2 separate regions of the Mus musculus genome follow, and region 2 is linked to region 1. The links are chromatin contacts, found by POLR2A ChIA-PET in ENCODE. All regions are on one chromosome and are shown on one strand. Each heading gives the region's core, a stretch centred on a gene start or an enhancer-like site at or near the end of the contact. The rest is flanking DNA. Distances are from core to core; before and after follow the strand shown.

Region 1 (7,280 bases), core at 1,869-4,368:
TTTGTTACTTGTTTTAATTATTATTATTATTTTTATTTATTACGTATTTTCCTCAATTACATTTCCAATGCTATCCCAAAAGTCCCCCATACCCTCCCTGTTTGAATTATTTTAAGTGTGTGCCTTTCAATCTAAAAGTTCAGGAGGCAGTGGGGCAGTGGTGGCTCATGTCTTTAATCCCAGCACTTGGGAGGCAGAGGCAGGCAGATTTCTGAGTTCGAGGCCAGCCTGGTCTACAGAGTGGGTTCCTATTATGACAGCCAGGGCTACGCAGAGAAACCCTGTCTAGAAACAAAGCAAAACAAAATAAAACAAAAAAACCCAAAGAACATACAGGAGGCAGACACCAGCAGATTTCTGTGAGTTTAAGGCCAGCCTCATCTACAGAGTAAGTTCCAGGACAGTCAGTGCTACACAGAAAAACCCTGTCTCAAAAAAACAAAAAAAATATTAATTCACATATGTGTATACTTGGACTCAAAGTCTTTGTAGTCCAGGGTACTTTTGAATTTGATTTCAATTAAGTCCTAATTTCAGCCACTACCCAGTACGATGTTGGTGTTGCAGTGTGTTTTTAAAACACTGGTACCTTTAAAAATAAAACACTTAGAGGCCACAAATCCCTGAATGCATAAAGGTGCTTTCTGCTGAACAACTGGAGCAAAAAAGAAAGCCTACTCCACAATCCCATTCCATACTAATAAAGAAAGCCCCTCCCTACTGAGGCGTGGGGACACTTGGAATCCCCAAGCTGGAAGGGAGTCAGGGAGATTGTTGGTTCCAGGCTAGCCTGGGCTACATAATAAGATCCTGTTTCCTGTTCTTGAAAGACCAGGTTAAAAAAAAAAAAAAAGATGGTGATAGCCCATGCCTTTAATCTCAGCCAGTACTCAGGAGGCAGAAGCAAGTAGATCTCTGTGAATTTGAGGCCAGCTTGGTCTACAGAGTGATTTCTAGATAGCCAGGGCTACACAGAGAAATACTGTTTACCCTGGCCACACCCTCACCCCCCCTCACCCCCCCCCAAAAAAAAAGAAAAAGGGAAAGAAAAAAAAAAAAAGATTTCATAGAGGACTTTATTTTGGTAGTTCAGGTTTTCCTCCATGTTTCCGAAACCTGATTGCTTCAGCCTCCCAAGTACAGAATTACAGGAATTGTCACCATATGAGGCTATATAGGACTTTTTAGGACAAAACTTATTATTTATTAGCTTTGTAATCTTGGGCATGTTACTTCTCAAATTAATTTTTCTCCACTTAATATTTCTGATGCTGAATATCTTTCTTTCTTTCTTTCTTTCTTTTTTTTTTTTTTTGGTTTTTCGAGACAGGGTTTCTCTGTGTAGCCCTGGCTGTCCTGGCGCTCACTTTGTAGACCAGGCTGGCCTCGAACTCAGAAATCCAATCTGCCTGCCTCTGCTTTCCATTGCCCGGGTGAATATTTTTCTTAACGTCTTAATTTTCGTTGTTGTTTTGAAACATTGTTGGTCTGCACAGCCCTAGCTGTCCTGAAACTCAGTATGTAGATCAGGTTGGCATCAAACTTAGAAGAGATCCTCCTGCCTCTGCCTCCAGAGTTGGGTCCTAAAAGTGTGTACTACCATGCCTTACATTGAGTTTGTCATAATCAGTGCTAAATGCCTATTTAACTGGGACAACCAGGTATCTCAGCTGTCACTTCACATTTCCAAGGCCATCTCCAAAGGAGCAGAGAGCCTCGGTTCCTATCTTTAAAGTGTTTCCCTTTTTTTACAGGAGCATCCAGCCCGTAAAGTAGGACACATTAAGTGATTAACTGTATTAGTTCCAAGTACTAAACGTGGTGACACCAGTCAGTGACAAAGTTTAAATGAGGAGAAAGAAGGCGAAATGGAGGCCAGAGATTGAGGTGCCTAAGGCAAAATCTTTAACCTTTGTGATTGCAAAAGGAAGTAACTAGGTTAGCGTGCTTTCTACTAAGAGGGAAAATGGAAGTAGTTTATGAGAGCTTGGCTTCACGAAGTTCCCCAGCGTGCGTTACTCTGAAAGCTGAGTTGGTTTAGCAGGTCTGGGGCAGCTTAAGAAAATGGCGCTTGCTACATCTTCCCGAAAGACTTCCATATTGGTCAGCTCAGTCGACTTGGGTTTTCGCGTGCCGTCACCAAGCTGTCGTCCCGCCCGCCGCCGCAGGGCTTCCACCCACGGCCAGGGGGAGCCGCCCGCCCATCCCGGCAGGGGTGACATTCGAGGGGTGCTGTGTAGGAGCGGGGAAGGGACAACCCGAACAGTCTCGGGCGACGCGACACTCTCGCCCTCACGCGTCTCGACTCTGACACTTGTGGAGGGCTCCACTCAAGCGCACACCCTAACGAGGGAAGGAAGCCTCCCGAGGAGGGCCAACATGGCGACCAACTCCTTTTGGCACAGCCCGGTTCCCTCCTCAGGATGGGCGGCCCTGTAACGACCATTGGCCAAAGCTAGAGGCGGTGCCATGCTGCCTTCGCTGCCTCATTGGCTTGAGTATCGGAGGAGGAAGCCTGTTCTCCTCTCCCCATTCCAAGTTCCAGCCTCCACCTTCTCCTCGGCGCGTAATTGGCTGTTCGTTCACGTCAATACGCGTCCTGTTCCGGCTCTTTTCAGTTATCGTCCAATCAGAACTTTCTTAACTGCCCGCCTGAATTCTGATTGGTTTAGGAAGCTTGCTCCTATCCCATTCCGGCCTATTTCTTACTCTTCCCCCTACACGGACTTTGCCCAGGCATGCCCAGGATTCTGGTTGGTCGTTGTCCTGTCTTTCTTACTTAAGCTCTTCCTATCCCTACCGCTCACGGAGCCCGCCTGGAGGTTGACTGGTTTCTCTGCAAGTCCATCGTCATCTCATCCCGCCCACCACCACTTCCTGAGTTTCTAATTGGTTGCTAAAACTGAGAGGGCGGCCTTTCTGGGCGGAAACCAAGTACGCAACTTGCTCTTACACGCCTCAGCGAGAGAGCGAGTCCTACCATTGGGTAGGCAGCCCGCCTTTCCTCTGCAAGGCCCTCCTTTCACCCTCCCTCATTGGGCGGGGCAGTAGATAAGGGGCGGGGATTAGGCCGGGCTTGTGGTGCGCTGCTCCCTCCTCCTTACCCCCCCCTCCCTGTCCGGTCCGGGTTCGCTTGCCTCGTCAGCGTCCGCGTTTTTCCCGGCCCCCCCCAACCCCCCCGTACAGGACCCCCTTGAGCTCGCCCCTCAGCTGCCACCATGAGCGGTAAGGATGAGTCCACTCCGAGCCTAGGGGTGGGAGGGGAGTGAGGGGGCGCGCGCGAGGACCGACCGGGCGGTCCCCGCTGTGAGGGGGGGCGGGCGGGAGGCGGCGGCGGCGGCCTTGGTCCCGCCCGGGGCGGAGGGAAGGGAGGGAGAAGGGGCAGTGGCGGGGCCTCGGAGGAGGAGGGGGATGGGCTACCCGCCCCGGGGGAGGGGGCAGCGTGGCCTCGCCCGCCCCCTGCCCGCCCCGGCCACGAGGGACGGGCCTTACCCCCCACTACCCGGCCGGCCGCCTGAGGCTCCTCCCGTCGGGGGCTGGCGCCGCGGGGGCGGCCCGACCAGTGCAGGCCCCGCCTGGGCCAACCGCCTCCCCGGTCCGCCCGCCCTCCGGTCGCAGCCTGCCCCGGGCCCTCCCCCGCACCCCCGTAAATTTCCCTTCCCCCATCCGACCCGCCCTTGCCACGCCTCTATCCCCGAAACCGCCCCTTCCTTCTTTGGACCGCCTCCTCAGCCCCAAACCTGGGTTCTAATCCCTAGACCCTTACCTGTCCTCTCAGATGTTTCCTCACCTTCTCTTAGGATTTACTCTTTCTCAGTCCCTTCCTGTTATTGTTTACACTAGATCTTTCTTCATCTCTTATAGTCCTAATTTTAGCACACTTTCCATCCACCCACATGTTGGGTCTCCTTTTCCTTCCAGGATGCATTTTTTTTTTTTTTCTTTTTTGAGATAGGTTCTATGTGGTATTCGTAGTAACTCGAAGTTACTATTGCAGCCCTCAGACTTTTAGCTGTCTAGGTGCCTCTTCCTCTTGAGTGCTGGGATTAAGAGTGCTATCAACCCTAAGGAGCAACTCTTTATTTCTGAGACACTGAAATTCCAAATTCCCTTTCTCAAAAGGGCTATTTGTATTGGGATCAGTTCTTACTCTGTAGGCCTGGAAGACCTAGAACTGGTGAACCACCTGGCTCATCCTTCCAAGTCTTGGGATTATAGGTGTGAGTCACCATGCCTAGCTTCCAAAGCAATTTTTGAGTCATTTCTGGGGTTAATTTGTGCATAGGAAAATAGTGGCCTGTCTTGGGCACCATTAAGCTATGTGTCTATGGCTTTGGCATCCCAATTTACTATGTAGCTGAGGATTTCTTTGAACTTTTGCCTCCACTTCCAAATTCTGGGATTTTAGGCTTACCACCATATTTAGACCTATCTGGCTAAGATCTTTTTAAAAACTGTTCTGTCAGTCATTGCTGACGGTCAAATCCTTAATTTTAAATCTTATGTTGTTTTTAACACACCCCCCCCTACACACACACATACACTTAATTTATTTCTTTTGTAATTATTTTTAGACCAAGATCACTCCATGGATGAAGTGACAGCTGTGGTGAAGATTGAAAAAGATGTTGGTGGCAATAATGGGGGTAGCGGCAATGGTGGCGGTGCCGCCTTTTCTCAGACTCGAAGCAGCAGCACAGGCAGTAGCAGCAGCAGTGGTGGCGGAGGAGGGCAGGTGAGTGATCAAGGATGGGGAATGTGTTGAAAGGGTATAAATATTCTTAGAAACTTCCTTAACCAAAAATTCTGGGAAGAAAAATACAGTAGGGAAGTACACTCAGAAAGATAGGTGATCTAGAGGGTCCCCAGATACGAAAGTTGGAACAGTATACAGAAAGTGAGCATTTTGTTTCTGGTTTTTGCTCTATATTCCTGCATTGTTGCTGTTTTGTCTGTTGAATACTGCCCCCTAGGCCAGCTATTGGGTGCCACTAACTCCTTTCCTCTCTTCTGGCCAGGAATCCCAGCCATCTCCTTTGGCTCTGCTGGCAGCAACCTGCAGCAGAATTGAGTCACCCAATGAGAACAGCAACAACTCCCAGGGTCCGAGTCAGTCAGGGGGCACAGGTGAACTTGACCTCACAGCCGCACAACTTTCACAGGGTGCCAATGGCTGGCAGATCATCTCTTCCTCCTCTGGGGCTACCCCTACCTCAAAGGAACAGAGTGGCAACAGTACCAATGGCAGCGAGTCTTCCAAGAACCGCACAGTCTCTGGTGGGCAGTATGTTGTGGCTGCTACCCCCAACTTACAGAACCAGCAAGTTCTGACAGGTCTCCCTGGAGTAATGCCTAATATTCAGTATCAAGTAATCCCACAGTTCCAGACTGTTGATGGGCAGCAGCTGCAGTTTGCTGCCACTGGGGCCCAAGTGCAGCAGGATGGTTCTGGTCAAATACAGATCATACCAGGTGCAAACCAACAGATCATCCCAAATAGAGGAAGTGGGGGCAACATTATTGCTGCTATGCCAAATCTACTCCAGCAGGCTGTCCCCCTTCAAGGCCTTGCTAATAATGTGCTCTCAGGACAGACTCAGTATGTGACCAATGTACCAGTGGCCCTGAATGGGAACATCACCTTGCTACCTGTCAACAGCGTTTCTGCAGCTACCCTGACTCCCAGCTCTCAGGCAGGCACTATCAGCAGCTCTGGATCCCAGGAGAGCAGCTCACAGCCTGTCACCTCAGGGACTGCCATCAGTTCTGCCAGCTTGGTGTCATCACAAGCTAGTTCCAGCTCCTTTTTTACCAATGCCAATAGTTATTCAACAACTACTACCACCAGCAACATGGGAATTATGAACTTTACCAGCAGTGGCTCATCAGGGACTAGTTCTCAAGGCCAGACGCCCCAGAGGGTTGGTGGGCTACAAGGGTCTGATTCTCTGAACATCCAGCAGAACCAGACATCAGGAGGCTCGCTGCAAGGAAGTCAGCAGAAAGAGGGAGAGCAAAGTCAGCAGACACAGCAACAACAAATCCTTATTCAGCCTCAGCTAGTTCAAGGAGGACAAGCTCTTCAGGCCCTTCAAGCAGCACCATTGTCCGGACAGACCTTCACAACTCAAGCTATTTCCCAGGAAACCCTTCAGAACCTCCAGCTTCAGGCTGTTCAAAACTCTGGTCCCATCATCATTCGGACACCAACCGTGGGGCCCAATGGACAGGTCAGTTGGCAGACCCTTCAGCTGCAGAATCTTCAAGTTCAGAACCCACAAGCCCAGACAATCACCTTGGCCCCTATGCAGGGTGTTTCCTTGGGGCAGACTAGCAGCAGTAATACCACCCTAACACCCATTGCCTCAGCTGCCTCCATTCCTGCTGGCACAGTCACTGTGAATGCTGCTCAACTCTCCTCCATGCCAGGCCTCCAGACCATTAACCTCAGTGCATTGGGTACTTCAGGGATCCAGGTGCACCAGCTTCCAGGCCTGCCTTTGGCTATAGCAAACACCCCAGGTAAGACATCCTTCCTTTGCATTTATCACAAACTAATACTTCCCTGGTACTATTGAATCTAAAGGGGGAAATAGAACTTTCTGAGATGTTTACTCAAGGCTAAACACCCAAGCAAGTGTAAGATGTTTTTTAGTTAAGACATTTGGAACTTAATCAATAGAAATATGTTCTGATGAGAAAGGAGCACTTCTGAGTGATCCTGTGGTCTCTACTTCCTAGTGTCTTGGTACCACAAACTAAGGCTTGGCGTGCTTTCTGCATAGGGTCCAGTATTAAATATTTTATGCCTTAGTGATCCATGTGGATTCTCAGTCATATATTTCGTGTTCTTTTTGGTTTTCCCTTCATCCAGCAATGATAGGGATTGAACATGGCCTTCTGAATCTTCTGTACACTCGTTGTTAGATCTCTGACCCCTTGGTTTGCAATTGGTTTTCAGAAACACCCTTTTAAGAAAGTAAAAATGGATCCTGATGATGTGATGGTTCATGCCTTTAATCCTAGCACTCATGAGGCAGAGACAGGTGGGTCTGTGTGACCTCGTGGCCAGCCTGATCTAAGTAGTAGTTCCTGGACAGTCAGGACTAAGTAGGGATACCTTGTCTCAAAATAAAGATTGTAAAACAGAGACTGGAGAGATGGATGGTTTAGCAGTTAAAGTGGCTGCTCTCCTAAAGGACCTAGATTGAATTCCCAGCACCCATGTGGTATCTGACAACTGTGACTCCAGTCCAAGGAGATCCAACTCCTCCTTCTTC
Region 2 (7,280 bases), core at 3,049-5,548, 56 kb before region 1:
CAGGGTGCCAGAGTTTGTGCACTCACCAGTTAGTTACTTGGGCAAATTCAGCAATCAGATCTTCACTCCTGAGCTAAGAACACAGCAAATAGATATGACATACAGAAGGAGCTCACCTACTCAACATTCCCAGAGGAGTTAGACCACACCCACCCTCTGAGTCATCACGTCCAGCTCCGCCCACAAAGGAAGGAGGCAGGGAAGAAGTCAAACTTACAGAGAGGTGTGGAAACAGGGAGCCATGGAGTGAGGAGGCGCGGCCACAGAGAGCCAGGGCCCAGCTGCAGGCTGTCTTTACCCACTCAAACACTGTGAGGTAAAAGACAGCTCTGATGGCATCATGCACAGGGCTATGACTGGCCCTGCTCTTGGGTGAGGACAGAGTCAAAGCTCTTCAGTCCTTGTGCACAGCAATGAATGGGCTTGGATACCATCTCCCAGTACCCACTGTGATTATCTGGGTACTTAGAAGAAAAGGTGACAGAAAAAAACAGGCTAACAGGTGTTGGGATGAGGTTGGGAAGTATGGGGAGGAGATAAGCTTACAGACAGAAGGGACTGGAGGGGAGCCTTACCTTCTTCCTCTGAATTCGCAATTTCATTCAGGACGCCAAAAAGGCCCACATCATGCCTCACACGGAGAAAGAGACAAAGAGTTACTCTGACCCTGTAGTAAGTCCCTCTAATAGGTTTCTTTCATTCATTCAACAAACATATACTAAAGATAAGAGGGTTGGGGAATGTGTGCACCTCAATTGGTAGAGTACCTAACATGCTATGAATAAAGCCCTGGATTCAATCCCCACTAGCATATAAAATCAGATGTGGTAGCTTATGCCTGTAACCCCAACACTGGGTAGGTAAAACTGGGAATAATAAAAGCTGAAGATCCTTAGCAACACAGTTGCCAGGGCTGGATGAAGCATTATCTCTCTTTTTTTTTTTTTTTTTTTAAAAAAAAGGAAGTGGGGTAGTATTCACTCATGGCTTCAATCCCAGCACTTGGGAGGCAGAGGCAGGCCGATCTCTGAGTTCAAGGTCTACAGAGTGAGGAACAAGATAGCTGGTGCTACACAGAAAACCTGTCTCAACAAAGAAAACAAAACAAGGGGCTGGAGAAATGGCTCAGCGGTTAAGAGCACTGGCTGTTCTTCCAGAGGTCCTGAGTTCTATTCCCAGCAACCACATGGTGGCTCACAACCATCTGTAAAGGGATCCGATGCCCTTTTCTGGTGTGTCTGAAGACAGCTACAGTGTACTCATATACATAAACTTTTTTAAACAAAACAAACACAAAGACAAAAAAGGAGGTATTATATTTTTAGTGAGTACCAACTATGCATCAAGCACTTTATATATATTGCCCTTTAACTTACTTAGGACATTAGATTATTTATCACGTTAATCTAAATGACATTTTGCCCACTTACAGATGAGGCAACTAAATTTCAAGGACTGGAGGTGGTAGAATTTCTGAGCAAGTCAGTTAGGGCTTGGCCAGGCGTGCGGGCAAACACCTTTAATTCCGTTTGCAGGAGGCAGAGGCAGGAAGAACCCTGTGAGTCCTCAGCCAAACTGATCTAAGTGGTGAGTTCATCCAGCCACGGCTACAAACTGATTCGAGAGGAGGCCCTGTCTCAAATAGAGAATGAGGGAGAAAAGGGAGAGGAGGAGGAGGAGAAAGGGAGGGAGGGAGGGAGAGGGGGGCATCAACCATACTTTCAAACAGGGAATGGAAAGTCATCAAAGTGTCTTCAGCAAGGGAAACAAATAATCACAAGAGCACTTCAGAAAGATCAGTTTGGACATTAGAGGAGTCCAGAATGGAGAAAGGGATCAAGTAAGAAACTACTTAAGGTGGCCCACGCCTTTAACCTCAGCACTCAGGAGGCACAGGCAGGCAGATCTGTCTGAGGCCAGCCTGGTCTACATAGAAAGTTCCAGGACAGCCAGGACTGTTACACAGAGAAACCCTGTCTCGAAAAATAAAAAAATAAAATAAAAATTAAAAAAAAGAAAGAAAGAAAGAAAGAAAGAAAGAAAGAAAGAAAGAAAGAAAGCAAGCTACTTAAGGACTCCTCAGAATAAAAGGTGAAGTAGCCTGAACTCTCAGGATATAAAAGAGAGAAGTTTGAGAAACTTAGGGAGCAGAATACATAGAATGGAGGAATAATTAAGATATCAGTGGGCTGGAGAGATGGCTCAGCGGTTAAGAGCACTGACTGTTCTTCCAAAGGTCCTGAGTTCAAATCCCAGCAACCACATGGTGGCTTACAACCATCTGTAATGACATCTGAAGCCCTCTACTGTGTCTGAAGACAGCTACTGGGTACTTAAATATAAATAATAAATAAATTTTTTTTTAAAAAAGATATCAGTAAGGCTGAGTAATATTTTGAGAAACAGCAAGTAGTAATTATATCAACAAATACATCTATAACATACCAGGCACTGGGCTAGGTGCTTCCATAGGCAATTTAACCATCACCACAATACCACTGCCCAGTTTCTGTTTTGTTTGCTTTTGGTTTGGTTGGTTGGTTTTGAGATAGTCTCATGAAGTCCAGGCTAGCCTCAATTTTGCAATGTAGCCAAGAATAGCCACGTGCTTTTGCTCCTCCTGCCTAGTGTGAGATTACAGACATGTACCAATCATACCTAGTTTTACATGGTGCTAGTTACTGATCTTAGGGCTTCCTGCATGCCAGGCAAGCACTCTGCCAACTGAGCTATACCCCAAGTCCTGTATGTAAAATTTGGATAAAAGGCTATTTGACAACAACTCACAAAGTAACAAGCAAACTCATGAACCCAGGAACATAATTGCCAGGGATTCGTTTTTTTTTTGTTTGTTTGTTTTTTCAAGACAGGGTTTCTCTGTGTAGCCCTGGCTGTCCTGGAACTCACTCTGTAGACCAGGCTGGCCTCGAACTCAGAAATCCGCCCGCCTCTGCCTCCGGAGTGCTGGGATTAAAGGCGTGAGCCACCACGCCCGGCACCAGGGATTCTTTTTACAGATAATGGCAATGATAATAATGGGGATGGCAAACACATCAAGGGATTAATGTGCCAGGAAATGCTTCTATGTGCTTTGTATCTATTTAGTCACCATGGTTTAAAGGGGTTTGGCTTTAGGACAGAGTAATTATGTAACTTTTCCAAACGTACAGTTAAAAAAAAAAAAGATAGCACAGCTTTAATTCTTACATGTCCTACATATTAACGAATCAATTCAACCTTTTCCTAACTTTCCTGAGCTTCAGATAAAAGCAAATGAGGTCGGTGCTGAGAGCAGGTTTGTAAAATCAAGCCAAGCTATTAGGGATAAATGAGGTTTCTGGTACACCCTTGAGTTTTACAATAAAAATGGATCACCTAATATGATTTGTGGTAATATGAAGACACAGACTGCAATAAGCAGCCATTCAAGAGCTGCCCAAAGCAGGCTCGGTAGACCATGGCCTATTTAAGCCACTGTTTGCTATGCCTCACCAAACATTGATGCATCTCTTCCACACTTGCTCACGGTGATGGATGAAGGCAGTTCTTGTACCATGGTCCAGCCTCCCTGGGGCTTTTAGGGGATCCTTGGTCAGGTGTAGGACAGGAAGATTGATCCACTATACCTCAGAAGAGAGGGAGGCAGTCAGTCTCTTCCCCAAATCTTAACAGAACTCCTTGCCATCTCCAACCTATGGCATAAGAGATTCCACGGCCCCATTTCCCATACCCACAAATGTAACACTTGTGGGACAGAAAATTTTCAGTCCTCATCTGCAAACCACAATCGTTTTTCACAGGGTTGACACTAGAGAAGACCTGATGGACGGCATCCATCATCTTCTCTACCCCTCCTAGAACCTCCTCACATGCCTTGGCATGCCTAACTGGGTAACACAGGCCCTAAAATATATTTCGTTCTCTCCAGTCTCCTGTGGGAGTCATGCCGTTCCCAATCACTTGTGAGCGAGCCCCGCCGCGTCGCCTCTATTCCCACTTTCCGCATCCCCACCGCAGCGTTCCCACCCGGACCACCTGGCCCCGAAAGTCGGGAGGCGGGCTCTCATAGCTGTTGCCGGTCACCAGCTCGTTATTGTGCTCATACAGGGTGACTTGACCTCTAGGCGGCGGCGGGGGGAACAACCCCAGGGAGCACATCTTGCCAGTCCGGAGAGCGTCTGGAATCGACAGGCTCCCGGCTGGTGACGACTGCGCTCCCCGGAATCTTAGTTCCCGGGCTAGATTCGTGTGAGGACGGGTAGCCGTACAGGACAAACGACTGCGCGAAGCTGAACGGAAGTGCAAGGAAGAAAGTTCCGAGTCGGGTTTCGGGACGGACTTCCGGGACTTCCTGGCGCGCCCCCTTGCGTACGGAGCGGGCACGACGCTGACACGTCCGAGGACCGACCTGTGGCGTAAGGAGCGCCGCGGTTTGGTTTTGGTTTGTTTCCTGTAAGACTACTGTTTTTTCCAACTCTGAATCCCCAGCAGCGTCTCCCACTCACTTACTTAGTACGGAAAAAGCCCAAAATAAGCCAGGTTTAGGAAAGTACCTAATTAAACTCTCCAACCCCCGTAAATATCCTTGAGGAATATACAGACGATGTCATCCTACCAGTGAGCTTTCCCCGCCCCCCCACCTCCAAAAAAAAAACAAAAAAGACTTTAGAGGACAGTCAGAACGGACTTCACAGGGTAAGGCGTCCTGAAAGAGAGAGACGGACACTGGAAGGACAGTAACTTTTCCCGAGTATATCACTAACAAACGCTTCTATAATCCTTACAATAACCCCAAAAGTGCACCGTTGAACTACCAGTAGCAAAATGACACAGATTGGACCAAAATACACACAAACCAGACATTGGTGGGGCATATTGGCCCAAGGCTGTAATGCCTACAGGATGTGGACAAGAATAAAAGGTTAGTGTAGACTGCGTAGCAAGCCCCTGCCTCCAAATACCGTTGACTCCGATCTGTAATCCCAGCATTGGGAGGTACAGGCAGGAGGATCACTGAATGTCCACTCCATAGTTCTCTTCCAACTTGAGATACATACCACCCTGACTTTGTCTTATTTAGGCTTTGTTGTTTGTTTGTTTGTTTGTTTTAAGATTTGTTTTATTTATATGAGTACACTCTCATGGTTTTCAGACACACCAGAAGAGGGTATCTGATTCCATTACAGATGGTTGTGAGCCACCATGTGGTTGCTGGGAATTGAACTCAGGACTTCTAGAAGAGCAGTCAGTGCTCTTAACTGCTGAGCCATCTCTCCAGCCCTAGGCTTTATTTTGAGGCAGGGTATGGCTATGTTGCTCTGGCTAGCACGGAACTTGCTATGTAGACATGACTGACCTTGAATTCATAGAGATTCATACCTCTATCTCCCAAGAGTGCTGAGATTAAAGATCTACCACCATGCTCTCCTGAGACCTTTTCTGAAACTGAAGGGGTTGGGGGGGGGGCTAGAACTACAGAGAGATGTTTAGATGGTTTAATTCTAACTTAATTCAATTGTGAGCTCAAAATCTGAATAGACAAATGGGAGGGAAGTGTGGGATGGTGAGACTCACAGGAACGGTATTAGCCTTTCCCTGCTATTGCTATCTCTCTGCTTCCTGGCCATTATGAATAAGCAAACTCTTCCACCTGCTCCTGAATCTATGATGCTCTGCCTCACCTGACACCCAAAGAAATGGACTCACCTAGCCTTTAATTGAAACTGACTCTGAGCCTGACCCTCCTCCTCGAGAGCACTTTTGTCACTGGGCATGGTGGTGCATGCACACCTGTAGTACTATACAGGGAGTATAAGGGGCTTTTAAAAATATTTTTTTAATTTGTGTTTTGCCTGTATGCACCTATGTGCACCACATGCATGCAGTGTCCACAGCAGCCAGTAAAGGGCGCTGGACTCCCCTGGAACAGGAGTTACAGATGGTTCTGAATCATCATGTAGATTTGGGGAACAGAACCAGGATCCTCTGCAAGAACAGTAACTGCTCTTAGCCACTGAGCCATCTCTCTGGCCCCCAAATAACTTTTTGCTTTGTTTTGTTTTTCAATAGAAGGATTCTCTGTGTAGCCCTGTCTGTCCTAGAATTCACTCCATAGGTACCCCAGTCTGGCCTCAAAACTCAGAGTTCCATCTTCCTCTGCCTCCCAAGTACAGGGATTAAAGGTGCCACCACTGCCACCATCACCTGGCTCTTAGTTTGGTTTTCATTTCCCAATAAATTAACTCTTTAAAAAGAAAAACTAAACGTATTAGCCTGGCCTAATGGTACATGCTTTTAGTCCCAGCACTCAGGAAGCCGAAATGGGTGGATCACTGTGAATTCAGAGCTATCCTGGTCTAACATAGGAAGCTACAGGCCAGTCAGGGATATATAGTGAGATGGTGTCTCAAAAACAAACAAACAAGCACAAACCACACTATGTCTAGAGACACAAATTCAGGGACATCCTCTGAAGCATAGTTCACACTATGTCTCAGCTACATAAGATCTTGTCTTTAAAAAGAAATGTGGAAGATGGACCTAAAACTGGAGCGTAAAGAATGGGAGGTGTGGCAATTATGCACTTGATTAATTTTAGTTTTGTATTTTTGAGACAGGCTGAGGGTGACTTCTAATTTGCCGGAATCCTCCTGCCTCATCTCCTGAGTGCTGAGAATTACAAACAGTGGTGAATAGTTAACCTCGATTGTCATTCATCTGGTACACAGCGAACCTGAGAGACTAGGCCTGTCTGAAAAAAAGAAAAAAGAAAAGAAAGGGAAAGAGAGAGAGAGAGAGAGAGAGAGAGAGAGAGAGAGAGAGAGGAAGGAAGGAATGAAGGAAGAAAGGAAGGAAGGGAGGGAGGGAGGGAGGGAGGGAGGAAGGAAGGAAGGAAGGAAGGAAGAACTCAAAGCTGTATGTAGGCTCAGGCCCCACACCCCCAGTCTCACTGAAGAATGTGGGTTTTTTTGGTGGGTTTTTTTTTTTTTTTTTTTTTGGTTTTTTCGAGACAGGGTTTCTCTGTGTAGCCCTGGCTGTCCTGGAACTCACTTTGTAGACCAGGCTGGCCTCGAACTCAGAAATCCTCCTGCCTCTGCCTCCCAAGTGCTGGGATTAAAGGTGTGTGCCACCATGCCCGGCCTCACTGAAGAATGTAAGGGCAATGGCAGAAATAGTTTCTTGTGCCCTGAACTTCTGTGTCTGCCTCTCCTTTCTATCTAGAAGGACCTTACAGAGAAGCTCCCAGGTCAGAAGACAGAGACATCCGGACGAAGCCTGCA

What was found. ChIA-PET counts read pairs that join two places held with the same protein, here RNA polymerase II (POLR2A).
Region 2: POLR2A ChIA-PET joins it to region 1 with 19 read pairs in embryonic stem cell. The contact joins the promoter of Aaas here to the promoter of Sp1 in region 1. POLR2A ChIA-PET finds 5 or more read pairs at or near these places in 4 of 5 experiments (Patski and embryonic stem cell).

What each region holds. Positions count from the first base shown.
Region 1 is chr15:102,403,198-102,410,477 of GRCm38, forward strand. It overlaps Sp1 (trans-acting transcription factor 1), which reads left to right and starts at 3,119. Exons shown (of 6, transcript NM_013672.2): 1 at 3,119-3,225; 2 at 4,575-4,735; 3 at 5,019-6,522. The coding sequence starts at 3,219.
Region 2 is chr15:102,346,461-102,353,740 of GRCm38, forward strand. It overlaps Aaas (achalasia, adrenocortical insufficiency, alacrimia), which reads right to left and starts at 4,299. Exons shown (of 16, transcript NM_153416.2): 1 at 4,036-4,299; 2 at 3,493-3,620; 3 at 576-631; 4 at 218-309; 5 at 27-73. The coding sequence starts at 4,158. It overlaps Gm36246 (predicted gene, 36246), which reads left to right and starts at 4,367. Exons shown (of 3, transcript NR_155425.1): 1 at 4,367-4,452; 2 at 7,222-7,280.